2 separate regions of the Mus musculus genome follow, and region 1 is linked to region 2. Evidence: chromatin contacts called from ENCODE Hi-C data. All regions are on one chromosome and are shown on one strand. Each heading gives the region's core, a stretch centred on a gene start or an enhancer-like site at or near the end of the contact. The rest is flanking DNA. Distances are from core to core; before and after follow the strand shown. Region 1 holds the start of Ghitm (growth hormone inducible transmembrane protein). Region 2 holds the start of Glud1 (glutamate dehydrogenase 1).

What was found. Hi-C counts contacts between places; a loop is a spot of excess contacts on that map.
Region 1: a map of T-helper 1 cell shows a loop between it and region 2 (7-fold over the local background). The contact joins the promoter of Ghitm here to the promoter of Glud1 in region 2. A Hi-C loop is called at or near these places in 2 of 37 maps with a recorded cell type or tissue (T-helper 1 cell and T-helper 2 cell).

Annotation. Positions count from the first base shown.
Region 1 is chr14:37,133,953-37,136,902 of GRCm38, reverse strand. It overlaps Ghitm (growth hormone inducible transmembrane protein), which reads left to right and starts at 1,581. Exons shown (of 9, transcript NM_078478.5): 1 at 1,581-1,708.
Region 2 is chr14:34,308,958-34,312,010 of GRCm38, reverse strand. Glud1 (glutamate dehydrogenase 1) reads right to left here and starts at 1,284. Exons shown (of 13, transcript NM_008133.4): 1 at 669-1,284. The coding sequence starts at 1,113. It overlaps Shld2 (shieldin complex subunit 2), which reads left to right and starts at 1,494. Exons shown (of 10, transcript NM_001360074.1): 1 at 1,494-1,844; 2 at 2,917-2,971.

The sequences.
Region 1 (2,950 bases), core at 332-2,831, 2.8 Mb before region 2:
GTGCTCTTTCATGGATACCAAGAAATAACCTCTTGGGCTGAAAAGATGGCTCAAGCACTAAAGGTCAGGCTCCTAACCAAAAATAAAAGAGACATGTCTCTTATTGTAATAAATTATTTTCCACTGAGGCATTTCAGTAGCCTTCACACACACACACACACACAATAAAATAAAATAAAATAAAATAAAATAAATAAAAACCTTCACAAGAAGAGTGGTTTGTATGTATTCTGTTACTCAAGTGGAGCCTGAAGCTTGACAACAAACAAACAAAAATGTCATTGAAAAGTCAAAAGGTAAAAAAGAAAAAGAAAGAAAGAAAGAAGAGAAAAGAAAAAAGAAAAAAAAGAGAAAAGGAAAGGAAAGGAAAGGAAAGGAAAGGAAAGGAAAGAAAAACTCGGAAATAAACCCCTCTAGATCTCACCATCAGTAGTACACTCAAGAAGCAGGTTGGCTCTAATTTAAAAAAAAAAAAAATGCCACATTTGGTAGGAATGTTTTTATGGCAATTAGAAAAAATGTGTTATTCAATTTTGACACTATGCCCCACCCCCAGCCCCTGCCGCAGACTAGGTCTGTCTTACTCTGGCCATTCTGAAACTCACTACTATATAGACCATTGGCGTTATTTTCTGGCTAAACGCCCAAAACAAGAAACTCAACCAATGATTGTTTAACTATCCATCTAACTTCTAAAAGTTCCTAAAATTAAGGCTTAGTTTTCAGTACATACAAAAAAAAAATTGATCATAAGTTATAAAAACATAAACTTTATTAAAATGCTCAAGTTAATTTTGTGTATTGATATGTTCATACATGAGTTCATGTAGCATAATAGCTAAAGCAAAGTAGTGAAAATGCCTAGGTGGGTTCTGTCATTCCATAAATACAAAAGATTTGGTCCTGGCCTTATAATTAATTCAAAGTAAATTAATATATGCAGAACTCACTAAACCAGTATCAAATCCCTTAACATTTGCATAATGAATGAAAAGGAGAGCGCGTCAAGTACCTCTCACATAGCTCAAGACACCCTGCCTAGCCACAGCCCCAGCAGTGATAAAAATTAAGCAGTTAACGAAAGTCTGACTAAATTATACCTCTAAGGGTTAGTTAATTTCGTGCCAGCCAACGCGACTAGACGATTAACCCAAACTAATTACTCTCGGCGTAAAACGTGTTTTAAGAATGACTCTTAAATAGAACAAAATCCAATTTAAATGTGAAAATTCATTGTTAAACCTAAATCCAATAACAAAAGTAATTCTAAGCTGGCCTAGAGCTCACAGCGATCTACCTGCCTCCCCAAAAAGTGGGACTTAAGGAGTGCGCTGCCAACCAGTCCAACTCCCTTTTTCGCCCCCACACCTATTGGCAGCGAGTGCGCACAACGCACAACGCAGATGCCCAAAGCGTTTGCCAGTGTCGGCTTCCTTACTCGGACCCAGAAAGGACGCTGACTGTGACGTTTTCGAAACACAAACTTCCATTGGTCCGGTCTCCAAACCAAGCCCCGCCTTCGCCACTGCGCCCGCCCTTCCGTTAGAAGCCTGCTCTCGATTGGCTGCTTGTACTATTTACCTTTTGTCCGGATATTGCGTGACGCTGTGAGTCGCGCGGTTGCGGAGGAGCGGGCAGAGGGAGGTCGCACACTCTGAGTTTCGGTGACCCGGAAGGGAGCCCCGTGGTAGAGGTGACCGGAGCTGAGGTACTGCCTCGCGAGGCCTGAGAATTCCAGTCCTTGTGACGGGCGTCGGCACAGCGGGATCTGGGCTGGCTGCTACGGGCGGGGCGGGAAGGCCGGGCTCGTCCTCGCTCTTCATCTCCCTGGGCAGAGGGATGCTGAGTCAGCCGCTCGGGGACCCGCGCGGGGGCCCTAGCTGTCGGCGATCGGGTGCCGTGGGGGTGGTGCGTGGACGCGGAGGCAGCGGGCTAGCGGTGAGAGGGGAGGACCGGGCGCATCCGAACACTCAAGCTCAAGGAAGCGTTAGGAAGGGTCGCCACTAGTTCGTAGAGACCCAGCCCAGGAGCCGGTTTCAGACGTCCAGAATCTGCACTTAAATATATGGCAGATAACCCTCTTGGCTGTTCCACGACATAAGGCCACGCAGACTAGGTAGGCTCTGTTCGGGTCAGTAAGCTGAAGCCATAGGTTGAGATGATGTAATGGCATGAAAGTACCAAAAGGGCTCCGGGTTTTTTCCGCAAGGTCAGATGCCTAGAGCTGTGTGCACTTCGTAGTTCCGGAAATTCTTAACTTTGGAGGTGCTAGTTAAAACTTCTTTACATTCCTATAGTTTTAGGGTAATTCATGGGCGATTTCAAAGTCCCATTTTGGCCAAGTTTTCTTGTATTTAAATATTTTACAAATGGGGAGAAAGCGGAAATACAAATCACTTGCCTAAAATTCATCACAACTCATTGACCAGAAATGTGCCTTTAGCATCGCAGAAAGGCGTGTACTTAACTATTTATCGATATAGTCTAACTGGAACTGAGACAATTCAATTTTAGAATGTTGGGGGCAGGGGTTACCCTATTAAGAATACCAGAAGGTGTTTTAACAGGGAAACCTAGCAGGGCAATTTTGTTTATTTTGATTGAATGTTATGTAGTGGAATAATTTAATTTGAATGTATCTGTCGTATCTTAAAGGGAAGTAACATCTGACCTACTTGGTAGACATTTGCATGCCTGGCTTTTGTTCATGGTTTTTAGTCTCGAGTGGTTTAGTTATCTTTTCTCTGGATGATGTTTTTCTTGTGCTGAAATGTCACACAGATTCTTTTACTTTTACTCATTGAATGATGGAGTAAATATCAGGCCAAGCTATGTTTGTAAAATCTGTGATTGTGTCAACATAATAACATTGATTCTGTATTACATATATCTGGTCAAACTTGGATTTATATCATTGGCTGCCCATTCTAAACTAGATTTGTTGAGTCAG
Region 2 (3,053 bases), core at 35-2,534:
AACTACCAAATCTAACTGATTCAACTCCCTAAGGACTCTACCTTTTGCCTAGGCTCAATTCTGGTACTAGCCAGGACAAGAACACACCCCCAGGGCTATTTCATTCTATTGGCTGGCAGGCAGTTCTGTAGTCTACACCCTTTAGATTTAATGTCAGGTCGCCCTGTTTGTCAGAGACCTTACTCTGCTCGATATTTTACATTTTCCAAGGGGAGAAAAGAGGCACAACACAAAAAGCCATCAGTGTAAAATTATAATAATTTAGAAGATTAGTAAGCTGCGCTGGTTAATCAAACTTTCAAGATTCCAACTCCAAAAAGAAGATAATTTTTCTCTGTTCTTGTATCGTCGGCTGCTGGCGTTAAGGGTTCACGGTCTATGACATGACAGGCACCGAGGCTAAAGAAAAGCTGTACAGTGTCCTCAGTGAAGTCAGCATCAACACAAGCAGAGGCTTGGGGTGAAGACTTGCCCAGTAAAAAGGCTGGCATATTACGTGGTAGTTTTAGGGCGGAAAAAAAAAATCAGTATCCTCTAAGGCTGCCACACCCGAGGCGGGGGAGCCCGAAGCGGGGCACGGCCTGCAGAACTGGGCTGGGCCGAGTAGCGGCCCGGGCTACGGGAGTCTGGAGGGGAGGGAGGACAGAAAGGGGCCGGAGGGCGCTCACCTCCCTTGCAGGGCGTGCGGTGCTGGCTGTGCTGGGCCCGGTAGCCTTCGATGACCTCCCAGGAGCCGTCGTCGCGCCGGATGGGGAAGGAGAGGCTCAACACATGGTTGCAGGGCTTGATGATCCTCAGGATGCCGCGCACCCGGTTCCGCTTCTGCTCCTCGCTCTCCCGGGTCTTCAGGTCTTCCACCAGCTTGTCCTCTACGATGCTGGCGCCGCGGTCGAAGAAGCCCTCCACCATCTTGAAGAAGTTGGGGTCGTCTTCGCGGTCGGCGGCCGCTTCGCTGTAGTGGCGCCGGGCGACCGGCGTGAGCCCGGGTTGCGGGGCGGCGGAGGGCTGTCCGCGGGCCCAGCCCAGCAGCGCGGCTGAGTCTGCAGCCGCAGAGCCCAGGGCAGCGGGCCCGGCGCGGGACAGCAGCAGCGCTTCGCCCAGACGGCGGTACATGGCGGCGGCGGCGGGCTGAGGCGAGTGCGGCGGGAGCTGTAAAGACCGGAGCTCGCAGGCCTGGACCGCGGGGAGGAAGGGCTGGGCGCGAGCTGCCCTTTTAAGCCGCGGCTTCCTGCTTGTCTGGCTGTCCCCTCCCCTGCGCCGCTTGTCGCCCCACCGGGAGGACGGACTTCGGCGGCCGCGCGCCGCCCAGGGCGCTGGGCCTCGCCTCCGCCGCGGCCTTGCCCGGCCTCCAGGCGGCGGCGCGTGCGGCTGCGGCGGCGGGGGGCGCGCCTTTGCAGATGGGCTTGGTGCGCATGCTCGCGGGCGGGGGCGGGGCTAGCGTGGACGCGCGCGGGCTGCGGCCCGGAGGCCTGGGCTCCTGAGAGCGGTCGGACGCGGCCGCGGCCCGGAAGGTCGGTCCCGTGTGCACGCGCGGCGGCCTGGGAGGTGGAAGCGGACTGCAGGGAGGCCTCGCTGGCTGGCCAGCAGCCCCGGCCGCATGAGTCACCAGGCCCCTCCTTTCCGCCTTGGGCCGGAACGGTGTGCGGATCCGCTGCGCGGCCGGCCGGAGAGTGACGCCGCGCCGAAGCCGAAGAGGCGCGGGGCAAATCCCGACTCATCCCGAATCCGACTGTTGAGGAACCGGGAAAGCAAGAAGCCTCAGGACAGGAGGGAGGCCCTGACCCCACAGGCCTTTACTTTGCACAAGGTTTTAATTTGTTGTAGGCAACTTCAGCGATTTTGAGGTAAAACAGTTATGCAAAGCATTGTTGACTCTTTCGCGTGCCACTTTATTTTACCTTTTTTTTTTTTTGAAAAGTCAGGGCCCCTGTAGCCCAGGCTTGCCCAGAACTCATGGGAACTTGCCTGCTTCTGCTCCCCCAGCCCACTCCCCTGAGTGCTAGGATTACAGGCTTGAGTCAGCACACCCGCACATAGTTGTAACTCCACCATTGACTGAGTGTGTGCCCCTCTTTTGGAATCACGTCCTAAAGTAAACTAGAAATATAATGTCTCAGTATATATATTTAATTTCTGCGACTCACTTTATGGATCAGGCTGGCCTTGTCTGAGTGCCTGAGTGCTTAGATTAAAGGAATGTGACATCCTGTGTGTGTGTGTGTGTGTATATACACACACACATATATATACACACATATATATACATATATATATACATACACATATTATTTAAATGGTCTAGGATCTGATTACTAAGTTATAATTTTCACAATGGTAGCCAGGCTTGAGTGCTACACTCTGGGAACCCCAGAACCTGAGAGGTGGGGGCAGGAGGATAGAGTTTGATTCCAGCCTGGGCAACATGAGATACTCATTTTTCTCAAACAAAGCTACAAGAAAATCCAGTTGAACACACACACACACACACACTAACATCCTTTAAGTCAAGCTACCTATCACGTGCCACATTACTAGTAAAATCACCCCAGAGTGCCTTGGCGATTTTGTAAACCCTTGGACTTTGTGACACTATTCATCTCTTACATGACTTTATTCATCTACTAAGCATGAAAGAGAAATTCTTAGTTCTTAAAATGTTTTGTACACGTGAAGTGACAACCTAGACCAGTTAAGTTGCATTCATTTATCTCAGCGAACTCTAAAGCAATATTGAGCTTTCCTTCCCAGTGACTTATATCTTATCTTATTTGCTGAGTGATAACCGTTAACTGTATTTATTATGTATTAATATTAATTACATCAATATAAACAGTGGTTGATATAATAAAATATAGTTATATTTGTAATAAACAATAAATGATAACCATTAATTATATTTGTATTGTGTTTTTTTAGCAAAAAAGATTCTCCGGCCTGCAGCATGATTTTGGCTTGATGTGAAAAGATTAAGGTACCAAATTTCCTTTTCACTTGATAATATTATCACTCTATGATTTTATATTACACAAAACAAAACATTCTACCTAGAACCT